Regions from separate parts of the Homo sapiens genome. Here region 2 is linked to region 1. A link is an interaction called in ENCODE POLR2A ChIA-PET data of the cell type or tissue named here. Cell type or tissue: GM12878. All regions are shown on one strand.

Region 1 (8,000 bases):
TTGGTCAGGCTGGTCGCGAACTCCTGACCTCAGGTGATCTGCCTACTTCAGCCTCCCAAAGTGCTGGGGTTACACAGGCATGAGCCACTGCGCCCGGCCTTTTGACCTCAAATGTTCTTAATGGCATCAAGAATGATGAATCTTTTCCAGAAGGCTTTCAATTTACTTTCCCGAGATCCATGAGAGGAATCACTATTTATGGCAGCTATATAGTCTTACAAAATGTATTACTTTAATAAGATTTGAGGCCGGGTGCGGTGGCTCACGCCTGTAATCCCAGCTCTTTGGGAGGCCTCGGTAGGTGGATTACCTGAGGTCAAGAGTCGAGACCCACCTGGCTAACCTGGTGAAACCCCGTCTCTACTAAAAATACAAAAATTGGCTGGGTGCGGTGGTGTGTGCCTGTATTCCCAGCTACTCAGGAGGTTGAGGAAGGAGAATCACTTGAACCCAGAAGGGGGAGGTTGCAGTGAGCTGAGATCGCACCATTGCACTCCAGCCTGGGTGACAGAGTGAGACTCTGTCTCAGAAAAAAAAAAAAAAAAAAGACTTGGAAGTCAAAATTACTCCTTGATGCATAGGCTGCAGAATGGATGTTGTGTTAGCAGGCATGAAAACAACATTAATCTGCTTGTACATCTCCATCAGAGCTCTTGGGTAACCAGGTGCATTGTCGGTGAGCAATAATATTTTGAAAGGAGTCTTTTTTTCTGAACAATAGTTCTCAACAGTGGGCTGAAAATATTCAGTCGACTGTGCTGTGAACAGATGTGCTGTCATTCAGACTTTGTTGTTCTATTTATAGAGCATAGACAGTAGATTTAGCATATTTCTTGAGGTCCCTAGGATTTTCTGAATGGTAAATGAGCAATTGCTTCCACTTAAAGGCACCACCAGCATTAGTTCCTAACAAGAGTGTCAGTCTGTCCTTTGAAACTTTGAAGCCAGATGTTGATGAAAGTCCTACATCTGAAAGTCCTACATGGCATCTTCCTCAATAGAAGGCTGTTTCACGGAGATTGAAAATCTGTTGTTTAGTGTAGCTACCTTTATCAGTGATCTTAGCTAGATCTTCTGGATAATTTGCTACACTTCTCCATCAGCACTTGCTGCCTCATCTTGCGCTTTTGTGTTATGGAGATGGCTTCTTTCCTTAAACTTCACGAACCAACCTCTGCTAGCTTTACACTTTTCTTCTGCAGCTTCTTCACTTCTCTTGGCCTTCATAGAACTAAGGAGAGAGTTAGGGCCTTTCACTGGAGTAGGCTTTGGCTTAAGGGAATGTTGTGGCTGGTTTGATGTTTTATCCAGACCACTCAGACCATGTCCATATCAGCAGTAAGGCTGTTTTTGCTTCCTTGTCTTTTGTGCATTCACTGGAATAGCACTTCAAATTTCCTCCAAGAATGTTTCCTTTGCATTCGTAACTTGGCTGTTTGGCACAAGAGGCCTAGCTTTTGGTCTGTCTCAGCTTTCAAAGTGCCTTCCTCACTAAGCTTAATGATTTCTAGCTTTGGATTTAAAGTGAGAGATGCGTAACTCTTTCTTTCACTTGTACACTAAGAGGTCATCGTAGGGTTATTAATATGCATAATTTCAATGTTGTCATGTATTAGGGAATACAGAAGCCCAAGGAGAGGGAGAGAGACTAGGGAATGGCCTGTTGGTGGAGTAGTCAGAACACATGCAACAGTTATCGATTGTTTACTGTCTTATGTGGGCACAGTTAGTGATTCCCCAAAACAATTACAGTAGTAACACCAAAGATCGGTGATCACAGGTCATCATAACAGATAACAATAATAATGAAAATGTATGGAATATTGGTTTACCAAAATGTGACACAGAGCCATTAAGTGAGCACATGGCTGTTGGAAAAATGACACCGATAGACTTGCTCTACACAGGGTTGCTGTGAGCCTTCAATTTGTAAAGAACGCAAATATCTGTGAAGCACAATAAAGCAAAGTGCAATAAAACAGGGTATGCCTGTAGAATTCTATGCAATCTGCTACTTTTTTATTGCTGCACCTTTATGTAGTTGGAGGACATGCTATTTTGAGAGCATGTAAAGAGAGACCTAGACTTGAAAATTAGGTTTACATATGAGGCTACGTGTACTTGCTACTTAGTGGTTGTTAAACAATAAATCTTTTAACTTTTAACACTATGTTAGACTGTGACTATAGCTTTATTTTTCACATATATATATATATTTTTTTTTTAATTTTATTTTTTGAGACAGGGTCTTGCTTTGTCACCCAGGCTGGAGTGCAGTGGCAGAAACATGGTTCACTGCAGCCCCAAACTCCTGGGCTCAAGTGATTCTCCTACCTCAGCCTCCTGAGTAGCTGGAACTAGAGGTGCGCGCCACCACGCCTAACTATTTTTTGTACTTTTTTTAGAGACAGAGGTCTTGCTTTGTTTCCCAGGCTAGTCTTGAACCCCTGGGCTCCAGCGATCCTCCCGCCTCAGCCTCCCAAAGTGTTGAGATTACAGGTGTGAGCCACCATGCCTGGCCACTTAAAAATTTTGGTTATGAAGGTAATGAATCCAAGGAGATTGATCTTGGATATGTGTTTTCTTTTTTGGAAGGGAGGGCATGTGGCAACTAGACTGTGTTAGCAAACTAGCTGGTGAGAGTAATCTAGTAAGGTGAGAGAAGAGAAGGATAATCTAAGGATTTAAGTCCTTGAAAACATGTGCTTCATTTAGTGTTGTGTAGATGACCTGGGCATTGATAGGTAGTTAGCAGCTTGATTAATGTGTAATAGGGGGAAGAGGAAGGAGAAAATGGATGCAGGGGTATGCAAATGTATTCAGTATATTTTAATATTTCAAGCTGGTGGTTTCTATTTCCTAGATGTGTTTTGTTATTTATTTTTTGAAATCCTCTTTGAGGCTTTTTAAGGCATGTTGCCACTTAAAATAAATTCTCTCTCTCTCTCTTTTTTTTTTTTTTTTTTGAGACAGAGTCTCGCTCTGTCGCCCAGGCTGGAGTGCAATGGTGCAATCTCGGCTCACTGCAAGCTCCGCCTCCCGGGTTCACGCCATTCTCCTGCCTTAGCCTCCCGAGTAGCTGGGACTACAGGCGCCCGCCACCACGCCCGGCTAATTTTTTGTACTTTTTAGTAGAGACGGGGTTTCACTGTGTTAGCCAGGATGGTCTTGATCTCCTGACCTTGTGATCCGCCTGCTTTGGCCTCCCAAAGTGCTGGGATTACAGGCGTGAGCCACCGCACCTGGCTAAAATAAAATTCTCTATCTGTTCTCTTCATTGTCTTTCTCCAAGTCCAAAACTAGAATCTGTCTCTAATAGCCCTCTCCCTTCCTCTCCAACACATACTCATACCCTCAAGATTACCAGTTTATAGAGACATTTGTTACCTTTGGCTACCTCCTTCTCCTCTCTTTGGATCTAGTACAGGATAAGAGAACTACTAACCCTGGGCAAATAGACATTTATTTTTAGAGAACACATTATAAACCATAACTTCCTGGGAGTAAACCATGTAGTAAATGTGTAATTCTGTGAGTGAACTGCTCAGGTATATGTACATAGGCGACTTACTGGCCTTGTTCTTCTGAAGACAGCCCTGTAATTATTTGCCCTGATTCATAGTCATCTTTTCTGTGTAAAGTTTTCTGAGCTTGGCATTTCTCTTGAGTTTAGTTCCTTTAAAAAAAACAAACAAAAAAAGGCTTCTATTTCTATAGTAGAAAATGGTAGAACCTGTTTTGTGTGTGTTTTGGGCTGTGGTTTTTCTTACCCTTAATTGTCATTTTGCTCTCATCTACTTTCTGTCTTACAAGAATTCCAAGAAACAATTTTGGTCTGAAGATGGTATAATTTGGTAATCATTTATCTTTTCTGTGATTCCAGATGAATTTGATGCAGAAGGAAAAAAGGCTTTGTAAAATATTTTCTTAGCTTTTCTGGCTGGTGATATGAATGAAGAGTTTAAAAAAATGTCATGTCACTTTATTTGGTCATTTTACTTGTAGGAATTTATTTTAAGTCTTAAAATAGTAATTGGATAGGGGATTGTGGGAAAATGGAGGCTCACTGCAGTCAGTCTATTGTTGTAGGTTATGTTCCTCAGTAAGGAGTTTCCTTTATGTTCAACAGCTTTGGAAGGTGGAGGGTAGAACCAGTATTGGACAGAAGGAGAAGTTAAGCTGTGACAGCCTTTACTAACTTCATGGGATGCTCTGGAGCCAGAATGGCCCTTGAGAGCTATACCAAGTTGGGCCAAGATAGCCAGGCCTTTATACTCCAATTATTCCATATTGAACATGGGCCAGCCTGAGAAGAACTGTGACCAGGGACAAGTTGGCTCTCTGCAACTGAGGCAGCTTCTGTAGAATCTCACAGATAGAGGCTTTCAGCAAGCAGGATTCCCAGCAGTTCTTTCTTGAAGTGGGATATGAGTGCTTCTTTACAGTGTCTACTATACCTCCTTTTTACTCCTAACTCTAAAGCTAACCCATGAACCTCCGAAGCCAAATTGCTGATGGGGCTCTCAGATAGCTTATAAGCCTTAAACCATGGAGATTATGCAGTGATTTCACTTCTTTGGGTTGGAGGACACCCTGAGAGATACATAACCCTGGGCTGAAGCCCAAGCATATGTATTTAGATGAATATATGTGATGGATCTTAGGAGCAGTTAATAGAAAATAAGTGTAAATATCTATAAATATGTGGTAAAATATAGGTAAAGAGAGTCACGGAGGTTAAATTAGTTGATTAGAAAATCAGGTAGCAGCTGGGCACAGTGGCTCACTCCTTTAATCCCAGCACTTTGGGAGGCCGAGGCGGGCGGATCACCTGAGGTCAGGAACTCTAGACCAGCCTGACCAACATGGAGAAACACCGTCTCTACTAGAAATAAAAAATTAGCAGGGCGTGGTGGCGCATGCCTGTAATCTCAGCTACTTGAGCGGCTAAGGCAGGAGAATTGCTTGAACCCAGGAGGTGGAGGTTGCGGTGAGCTGAGATCACGCCATTGCACTCCAGCCTGGACAGTAAGAATGAAACTCCATCTCAAAAAAAAAAAAAAAAAAATTAGGTAGCAGATTATTTCAAAGTACATAGCAAAATTATAAACAGAAATTACGAGGCAGGAGACTTAAAGGATAGACAGTAAGAACTTCAGAAGTAAAAAATTAGAGGAGTGTAATAATCATTCCTGACATTAATATGAAAACCTTGAAACTCTTAAAAATTGTTTCTTCATATTTTTGAGCTGGAAGTTTTCCCAATTATAAGTTCCCTGAAATTCTAGCCAGTGATAGATTTTTCTTGCATTCTTCCTTCCCTCAAGTAATTGGTCGTTTGTTGCATTTCTGTCACTTTTGGGCAAAATATGCTTTGGTTGTTTCAATTCTTAAGCAGTTACAAATGGCCAGGGCAAGTTACATGCCAAGAGCTGCCAATGTGGAGAAGCCTTAAGTTAGAGCTTGGAGGGTTTTCTTTCTCTTTTTATCTTTTTTTTTTTTTTTTTTTTTTTTGAGATGGAGTCTTGCTCTGTTGCCCAGGCTGGAGTCCAGTGGCGCGATCTCGGCTCACTGCAAGCTCTGCCTCCCGGGTTCACGCCATTCTCCTGCCTCAGCCTCCTGAGTAGCTGGTACTACAGGTGCCCGCCACCACGCCCGGCTAATTTTTCTATTTTTAGTAGAGACAGGGTTTCACCGTGTTAGCCAGGATGGTCTCGATCTCCTGACCTTGTGATCCGCCTGCCTCGGCCTCCCAAAGTGCTGGGATTACAGGCGTGAGCCACTGCGCCCGGCCCTCTCTTTTTGTCTTTTGTGGGTTGAATGACAGTACTCTATCCTGGAATATTTATAGTATAAGAACATGAAATGTGTGTTTTCCAATCATAGATTTTGTTTGGCTTCTCCAAAATTGTCAATTTTTTAATCCATTTTCTGTAATCATTCTAAAACAGGTTTTAAGCATTGTATGAGGATGTCCAAATAAATGATTTCCCTCATTCTGTATTAAGGACTTTAGAAAATTCTAGTTACAGTAGACTAGGAATTTTTTTATGGATAACTACCTTAAAGATTAGAAATAAGGACTGTGCTTTGGTCAAAAGGATTTTACTAGAGAGACTTTGGTGAGGTGATGGGTACTTGCATACTGCACCTTTAGAGTTTTAATGATTTTTTTTCTGATTAAGAAACAGCACGTTAAGATCCTTCTTAAAATAAGATGCTAAGCATAATGAGGGTAGAGTATAATTGTTTATAAAATGTGTAAACGAGTAGAAAGATCACTATGGAAGAAATGGAACAAATGCTCATGGAAGAAATGGCTCAATTACAAATCTGTTCCTGCCATTTAGAGTATTAACTTTGTGACTTTGAATTTGAGCATTCATATTTATTTCTCAGTTCACCATATTTTTGTATGGATGCCATGTTTCTCCCAACTGATAATTACATGGACTTCTTTTTTAAAATATTTTATTTTTTCTCTTTAATTTTTTATTTCTTTGGGGGTTTTTTTGTAACATCTTTTCACATCACATGGACTTCTTATACTTCAGTTTTATTTGCTTTAGAAGACATCATACTGTCTTTTTAAAGGTTCCCCAATCCTAAAAGAGAATTTTATGAAGCCAGATGATATATATAATTAATCAAATTATTGAAAGTATGCCCTCCAAATTTGTGGAAATTCTGTAATATCATTACAAGGGCAATCTCCAGGTTTGATATGGTGACTGCACAAAATTGTCAGGGACCAAGTCTTCTGTTTTCAGCATGTTTTTAGGTACAAGTATTAAATACCTGATTCTAGCTTAAACAATAAGGACATTTATTACCTCACATAATAGGAAGTTCATAGGTGGATTTTTCTCCAGGCATGGTTTGAAGTCTAGAAGGATCCAGTTACTTTTCAGTCTGTTTCTTCTGTGCTGTGGGCTTCATCCCAAGATAGTTCCCTCGTGGTGGCAGTTGGTAATATATGCTTCCTTGTTCACATCCATTAGTAGACAGAGAACCTTTTTCATGTCTGTCATCTATAAATCAGTGGTGATTGGGCCACCTGAGCTCATGTGCCCATTTCTGGACTAAAACAATCACCGAGATTGCCAGGAAACTGATAACCTTTTCAAATCAATAACGGGGATTGAGAGTGTGGTTAGAAATGAATGTGAGAAAATCAGCCACACCATTGACTACACAAACTCTTGCTTGACTATTTTTTTTCTACAGCTGGTTTGATAAATTTGGTTTGCTTTTCTTTTTAGAAGACCATTAATTAATGACCTTTATAAACTAGCTACCCTCATGCATGAAGAACTAGGAAATGGGAGATGGCTTAAAACCAGTTCTTCACCACAACTGGAAAAATTTCTCATAGTCTAACGTCCTTCCAGTGATAGGTTGGTTGGCATCATCTTTATGCAAAAAAGATGAGCATTATTCATATGTAAAAGTTATTTTTTCAGATATGTGATGATGTTTTTGGGTAATGTTTCTGTAATTTGAACATATTCAGAATGTTCTTTATATGATTTTATATATATTTTGGCAATTTACAGTAAAATGAAAACATTTCATATAGAGTTTCAGAAAACATTAACTTCCATTTTTGGTAAATCTTCTTTTATTCAGCATCTCATATATTGTAAGGTCAGCCGAGAGAAAGGAAAAATAGACCCAAAGTCAGGCGAGTAAGTTTATTGAACCTGCTGGCTGCTCCACCACAGACAGAGGAGGCAGCCCTGAGCTTACAAAATGAGGGGTTTATATGGGGGAGAGAGACCCTGGGGTCGTTTGTTGGTTAACTTTGCCATATATAACCTTGTGACATTTATGGTAGCAGCCAGATGAAGGAACTTACAGGAGGGTTTAGGTAAAGTTTGTTTATGCTTCCCACGACCTCCCCTGTGCAGTCTGGATGGTTTGTAATTGGGGTTTGCTTATCGCAGCAAGGTCTGATAAGTGAAGTCTGCTGGCTCCACTGGGGCGCCTGGATAAGAGCT
Region 2 (8,000 bases), 100 kb before region 1:
TTTTTTTCCCTGAACAATCATAGAAACTTTAATATTGTAGCTTAAAACTTTTGCCATGATGTTTCCAGCTGTGTGTCCCTTTGTATTGACTTTGCCTAAAACATGGTGGGCTCTTTCAATCAATATATGATGTTCTTCAATAAACGAAAACTTTTAGGCTGGGTGCGGTGGCTCACAGCTGTAATCCCAACACTTTGGGAGGCCGAAGCAGGCAGATAATGAGGTCAGGAGTTCAAGACCAGCCTGGCCAACATAGTGAAACCCCGTCTCTACTAAAAATACAAAAAAAAATTAGCCTGGCATGGTGGCGGGCACCTGTATTCCCAGCTACTTGGGAGGCTGAGGCAGAAGAATCGCTTGAACCCAGGAGGCAGAGGTTGCAGTGAGCCAAGATTGCGACACTGCACTCCAGCCTGCAAAATAGAGCGAGACTCCATCTCATAAAAAAAAAAAAAAAAGGGAAAACTTTTCTGTTTCAGTTACTTTCATTACTTCTCTTCCATTTGCCTTCGTTCCTTTTTTAGGAACACAAATTATCCATATGTCGGTTCTCCAGATTCTCCATTCTTCTTTTTCCACAGCTATCATCTTCTCTCTCTTTGTTTGTCTTTGTCCTTCACATTCCATTCAATTTCTTAGCATCAGCTTTGCTCTTGACATCAAATTCAAATTTTTTTTTTGCTGTATGAATATTGCTCTTTACTATCTCCAATGTGTACTTTAATTTTGTTCCTACTGTTGGGGAGTACTGCTAATTTTCCTTACCCTGTCTGTTTCTCATTTCATTCTGTTGAATTTTCATCTCAGTCCCCACCTCTTCCTTCCATTTACAGAAGGAAACCTTAGGACTGCTAACGGGTTTCCAAAATTTTTTTCTGGGCCCTGGTGAAGAAGAGTTCTCATTTCCTCTAATGTTTCTGAATGCTACGTTCTTCCCCTAGCTCTGTATTTTTTATTCTCTTTACCCTCAAATAAAACAAGGTTTCTCTTTTCTCTGTCCACAGGTAAGTGAGCTGGTTACGCTTGGATCCATCATGTGCCCAGGGAAATCGAGGCAGAATCACCATCTCAAGTCTGTAGCTGGAGGACAGATTAATGTACACATAGTTTGATTTCACTTTTTGTACCTCTTATTTACTAATGTGATACACAACAAAATATAGTTCCCAGCACAGACTTCTTTAAGACCTTCAAGTAGTTGACCTCTTCCTAAAGTTTTGGGCAGAACCCACTACATAATTTGCAAGAAAATTACATGTAAAATGAGAATGTGGGGCCTCTTGTTAAAAAATTAAGAATTTCCAGACAGTGACAGCAAAGCATTAAACCAAGAATGGGGCCTTCTTTCATGGGGTCCTGGGTGACTGCACAGTGCAAACGCTCGTGAAACCAGCCATGTATGGGGACTGTACCTCTCTAAATGTATCTCCTCCTTTTTTCTCCCAAATTCTCCCTTACTTCTTGCCAACTTATCTATCTTCCTAGATAAGCAATAGGAAATAGAGGGATTCAGGGGATGTGGAGTGGAGGCAGAGGTGGGGATCAGTATTCTGGTGAGCAGCTTTGAAGGGTAGAGAAACTGATGTTTCTTGTTGGTTTAGGCACCAAGTCTTTGAGATGGGAGACAGATTGTAGGTCATTATGGAATGGCGGTATGAGCTTTAAATAAGAGGCTTTCTACCTTTTTCAGTCAGTGTCTGTTTGAGGAAATAAAGCCAAACTAAAGCATGACTGGGGTTTTCTCAATCCAGCCCTTTAGGGCCATCCGCCTCTTAATTAACACCTATTTCACCCAGATCCAAGCCTTGGGTTACCTGTTAGTTTTAGTCCTTAATATTGTGAAATCTTGTCTTTTTTTTTTCTTTTTCTGTATTTGAGGGAATTTTTGTGAAAAGTTAGGCCCGGATGCATTTGGGGGCAAATAGCAATACATTATTTTGAACTGGAAGCCCCCAGGGAACCAATTAGTCGGGTGAGGGATTGGCAAACTTTTTCTGTATAGGGACAGATGGTAAATATTTCAAGTTTTGCTGGCAGGCCAAGAGGCAGAATCGAAGATATGATGTAAGTACTTATATAACAATAGAGAAAACAAATGTCCACAAATACTTTATTGATGAAATTCAAAATCTAATAGTAGTTAATTGGGTATAATTTTTGGTAATACAGGTCTACTAGTGAGAAGAATAAAATTCTATGCTTTTGGAATACATTTTACTTGACGGAGGTTCAAAGTTAATGTTCCCTATCATCAGATTACATTGCAAATGTTCATTTGTTAATGCTAATCTGTAATAAGATTTTATGTATTTCACTTTTGAAAATGTCTTCTCACATGGCCGGGCACGGTGGCTCACGCTTGTAATCCCGACCACTTTGGGAGGCCGAGGTGGGTGGATCACCTGAGGTCAGGGGTTTGAGGCCAGTCTGGCCAACATGGTGAAACCCCATCTCTACTTAAAATACAAAAATTGGCCGGGCATGGTGGTGGATGCCTGTAATCCCAGCTACTCGGGAGGCTGAGGCAGGAGAATAGCTTAAACCCAGGAGGCAGAGATTGCAGTAAACTGAGATTGTGCCACTGCACTCCAGCCTGGGAGACAGAGCAGAAAAAGAAAAACCCTAAAAAACAGAAAATGTCTTTTCACACAGAAGGACACTGCCAAACATTGAATTGATCTATGTTCATGTGATTTTAACTAAGCATATTCATCACATGAAAGGAATTTATAGAATTCTAGTAGATTCTTCTCTTGATATTTGCCTTTTAGTATGTCATTACACTGCAGATTCATCATTTCCAATTGATGATTAGGCAGAAACTCCTCAACCGCACAGTTAAATGAATTTTGAAATATGGAAATTTCCTTTAGATTTACATTGAGGTCTGAAAAATGCTGCTTGGAACCATAGTTTGAGCTTGGAAAATATATCTGCTGCAAATTTATATAAGAATGAATAATTCACTTGAAAATTTTTTTTGACAATTCACTTCTTGTTTTAAATTCTGACAGCATGAAAGTGTATAAAGTGGCTTGACATTACTTGTAATTCAAGCAATGTTAGTTGTCATCAAAATGACTTTACTATGGTATAAATTTCACACATAAGTGCTGTTTTGCCTTATAATTGGTAAAATTCATGAAGACACATTATCAAGTCTGCAGCAAAAAGTAATTTCCTTTTGATAATAGCTGTACAGGGCAGCTCTTATAATTAAAACATTTTCAATCTTGGTCTTAAGCTCAAAAGAATCACAATAGAAATTTGCCACTGCTAAGACATCAAACTGCTATGTGATAGGGCAAATCTGGATATTCATTTCTACTTCTGACAAAAATTCACCAAACTGATGATGGTTAAATCCATGAGACTCAATGAAGTTATCACTGACACTACTGGTTCAATAACACATGATAGATTCAAATATTACTGCAAAGTGACTACTGATGAATGAGACTATGAATAGCTACAGGGTTTAAACACATTACATTCTCACAACCTTTGTGAATTTGTTCAACTAAGCATTTTTCTTCTCCATATATATTTTTACTACCATCAGTTGTAACACATCTTAGAAGATTCCACTTCATGTTGTACTGAACCAGTGCATTCTCAGCTTTTTTGAAAATATTTTCCCCCTTAGTTGTTCCCTGCAGACTATTCACAGAGGTTAATTCTTTTTTTTTTTTTTTTTTTGAGCTGGTGTCTTGTTCTGTCGCCCAGGCTGGAGTGCAGTGGCACGATCTTGGCTCACTGCAACCTCCACCTCCCAGGTTCAAGCAATTCTCTGCTTCAGCCTCCCAAGTAGCTGGGATTACAGGCACCCACCACCACACCCGGCTAATTTTTGTATTTTTAATGGAGATGGGGTTTCACCATCTTGGCCAGGCTGGTCTTGAACTCTTGACCTCGTGATCCACCTGCCTCGGCCTCCCAAACTGCTGGGATTATAGGTGTGAGCCACCGTGCAGGGCCAACAGAGGCTAATTCTTCAGTTACTTCAAACACAGCATTGATTCCTCTAATAAACAACAACCGAATTGTATCAGTAATATCTGTTAACTCATAAAGAGCCAAGGAAAACCACTCAAAGCTAATTGCCTTGGACTATTGATGTTGCTCCCAATGTCCTCACTCTTCAAGCAATTGTTCTCCCTGAAAGGCTAATAGCCTTTAGCTATTAGCTAAAAGCCTTCAGTTTATTTTCTCTGGACATATTTGTTTGGCCATTGTAATCAAACACAGTTCAATTGAACAGCTTTTCCTGTTTGTTTGTTTGTTTTTTTTTTTTTGGAGGCGGAGTCTCACTCTGTGGCCCAGGCTAGAGTGCAGTGGTGTGATCTCGGCTCACTGCAACCTCCGCCTCCCAGGTTAAAGCGATTCTCCTGCCTCAGCCTCCTGAGTAGCTGGGACCACAGGCACGCGCCGCCATGCCCAGCTAACTTTTTTATTTTTAGTAGAGACGGGGTTTCACCATGTTGGCCAGGATGGTCTCAATCTCTTGACCTCGTGATCCGCCCACCTTGGCCTCCCAAAGTGCTGGGATTACAGGCATGAGCCACCATGCCCAGCCCTCATTTTCATTTTTTATTTTTGTGAAGAAATTCTGCTGTGATGAAATATTCTGTTTTAAATTCTCTAATTGTTCTCACTGTTGCTGTTCTGTCAGTTGGGAATATTATGATGAGTGCTTAGTTTAATAATGTTGACATATATTGTATTCTTTTAGCAAAGCTATAGTGTTATGGCATAATAAATGCTTTGCCATGAAATTTAATAACAAAATAATCGTTAAAGGCATGACATCTGAAGTCCATATTTCTCTCTTTTCTTGTTTTAACATGATAAGTATGCACCAATTATTTATTTATTTATTTATTTATTTATTGAGACAGAGTTTTGCTCTTGTTGCCCAGGCTGGAGTGCAGTGGCACAATCTCGGCTGACTGCAACCTCTGCCTCCCGGGTTCAAGTGATTCTCCTGCCTCAGCCTCCAGAGTAGCTGGCACTACAGGAGCGTGCCACTACACCTGGCTAATTTTTGTATTTTTAGTAGAGACAGGGTTTCACCATATTGGCCAAGATGTTGTCCATCTCCTGACCTTGTGATCCGCCTGCCTCGGCCTCCCAAAGTGCTGGGGTTACAGGCATGAGCCACTGTGCCTGGCCTGCACTGGTAATTTTAAAAAGTCTCAGTGTTGTATGTAAGGCACTGGAAACACTGCCAAGTTGTAACAGTATCGTTGTGATTTGTAGGGAACCCAGCGGCAGGGCAAAATGATGTGAGTGCCATGTACATTTTCTGTTGCAACTATTCCATTCTATACTGTTGCACGAAAGCAGCCATAGATAATAGTTGAATAAGCATGACTGTGTTTCAATGAAACCTTTTTTATATGGAGACCAAAAACTGAATTTCATGTAGTTTTCATCTGAGATAAAATGGCTATATGAAAACAGGTAGTGGGCTGGATTTGACCTATAGAGTATAGTTTTCTGACGCTTGGTCTAGCAAAAGGGTCAGGCTGCCAGCCAGTTAGCCAGTATTCACTAAACTTGGTGCCAAGTGCAGAGCCCAGGTGAAAGCAAATCTGTTTACAGCAACAGCACTAACACCAAGAGCAACCCTACAATTATTATTTCTCTCTCTAAAATCTTTTAATAGTCCACTGTAAACTTTCGCATGATTCTTTAGCATTCCATTCTAGACTCTTCATGGTGCTGCCTAATTTTTCAGCCTCAACTCCTGATTTTTCCCTTATCCTCTTGGCCGCAACCACACTCAACTTCTTGAATTTATCAGAACTCCCATATTCTTAGCCTTCTGTGTGCTTGCAGGTATGTTGCTGCCTCTGCCTGGAATATAAACCTCCCTATACTCACTTTCCAGCTCCTACCAATCTATCTTTTTTTTTATTTTTTATTTTTTTGAGACGGAGTCTCGCTCTCGTCAACCAGGCTGGAGTGCAATGACGTGATCTCGGCTCACTGCAACCTCTGCCTCCCGGGTTCAAGCGATTCTCCTGCCTCCACCTCCCGAGCAGCTGGCGCCCGCCACCATGCCTGGCTAATTTTTGTATTTTTTTGTATTTTTATTTATTTTTTTTTATTTTGTAATTTTTTTGTATTTTTAGTAGAAACGGGGTTTCACCATGTTGGCCAGGCCAGTCTCAAACTCCTGACCTCAGGTGACCCACCAGCCTCAGCCTTCCAAAGTGCTGGGATTATAGGCGTGAGCCACTGCGCCTGGCCTATCTTCTAATCTCTAGGATACTTCCCTGGTCCCTCTAGGCTGACAAAGATGCCTCTTCTGTGTGCTCCCACAGAAATTTGGGCATAGGTCATGGCACTCATCACTCTGGATTATAGTATAGAATTTGTTTATACAACTCTCCAAGAAAGAGTAGCTTAATTACAAGGATGATGTGAATTTTGGACATTTTCAGCTATTATTTCTTGACGTACTTTTTTTGGCTATGCCTAATTTCTCCATTTCTCCTCTCCTTCTGTGACTTGATGACATAAGTGTTGTGTCTTTTGTTACAGTGCCACAGATCCTTGAGGCTCTATTTATTTATTTATTTTTCAGTCTATTCTCTCTCTGTTGTTCAGATTGGGTATGTCCTTTTTTTTTTTTTTTCTTTTTTTTTGAGACAGGTTCTCACTGTCACCCAGGCTGGAGTGCAATGGCCCAATCTCAACTCACTGCAACCTCTGCCTCCCGGGTTCAAGCGATTCTCCTGCGGCAGTCTCCTGAGTAGCTGGGATTACAGGTAGGTGCCACCATGCCCGGCTAATTTTTGTATTTTTAGTAGAGATGGGGTTTCACTATGTTGGCCAGGCTAGTCTTGAACTCCTGACCTCAGGTGATCTACCCGCCTTGGCCTCCCAGAGTGCTGGGTTTATAGGTGTGAGCCACCCTGCCCAGCCAGGTATTTCCTATTGTTCTGTCTTGAGGTTCATGGATTCTTTCCTCTGTTCCCACCATTCTGCTATTGAGCCCATATGTGAAGTTTATTTTGATCATTCTGTTTTTTTGTTCTAAAATTTTCGTTTGATTCCATGGGTGCAGTCTTTTGCTCCCCTATCAGCCACATGAGAATAGGCCTTGAGCCTGGAACACTTCCTTACCAAGGGATGGAGAGTTCTCACAGCCTGTACTAGACTTGTTACCTTGTGTGGGAATATCTGTCTTTGTTTCAGACTCAATGTGTGCTCCTTTGTTCTGCTTAAATATATGTGTCACGTGGCATCTGGGCCACACCACTAGTATATCTGTCCACTGCAGGGAGAGGATGAGATCTTTCTGCTGCAGCACAAGAGGAGTGTGTTGGCTGTTGGAGGGACCTGTTGGCCAGGGAGAACTAATGTCCACTACTGAAGCCGATCTTGCTGTGTGTCTTCTCTATGTGAGTAAAGTTATTCTACCCGGGGCTTGACTGAATTGTATTTTCCTTGGAGATCCTGGTACCAAGATGCAGTGGGCAGAAGTGCTTGGACATCTCCTCCTGACAATAGGGCCACAGATGCCACTTGCTCAACAATACTTTGTGTCTTTTTTTTTTTTTCTGAAACTTCTTCTTGCTCTTCTGAGGCCTTCTAGTTTTTTAGTTGTTTGTTTGCTATTATTTTTATTTTATTTTATTTTTTTTTTGAGACAGAATCTCAATCTGTAGTCTAGGCTGGAGTGCAATGGCGCGATCTTGGCTCACTGCAACCTCCGCCTCCCAGATTTAAGCAATTCTCCTGCCTCAGCCTCCCAAGTAGTAGCTGGGATTACAGGAGTGCGCTATCATGCGCAGCTAATTTTTGTATTTTTAGTAGAGACAGGGATTTACCATGTTGGCCAGGCTGGTCTCAATCTCCTGACCTCGGGTGATCCTTCTGCCTGGCCTCCCAAATTGCTGGGATTACAGGCGTGAGCCTCCATGCCTAGCCCTTGTTAGATAATTTAAACATGTGATTCACTTTAGTGTTTGCATCTGTTGACCTTTTCT

What was found. ChIA-PET counts read pairs that join two places held together with the same protein. Peaks named below come from ENCODE experiments on the same cell type or tissue, not always from the same donor. Only the 100,000 strongest peaks of a DNase experiment are listed, where the experiment ranks them.
Region 2: POLR2A ChIA-PET joins it to region 1 with 10 read pairs; 14 of 35 experiments call an interaction of 5 or more read pairs at or near these places.

The regions. Positions count from the first base shown.
Region 1 is chrX:44,963,922-44,971,921 of GRCh38, forward strand. All of the region lies in intron 3 of KDM6A (lysine demethylase 6A), which reads left to right. Among named protein-coding and RNA genes, the nearest start is that of KDM6A, 95 kb to the left of the region's middle. RefSeq lists an enhancer at 7,783-8,000. In GM12878, no CTCF peak of the experiment used is centred here; no DNase peak of the experiment used is centred here.
Region 2 is chrX:44,860,106-44,868,105 of GRCh38, forward strand. It overlaps LOC105373190 (a long non-coding RNA gene), which reads left to right and starts at 6,758. Exons shown (of 3, transcript XR_949040.2): 1 at 6,758-6,776; 2 at 7,292-7,412. In GM12878, no CTCF peak of the experiment used is centred here; no DNase peak of the experiment used is centred here.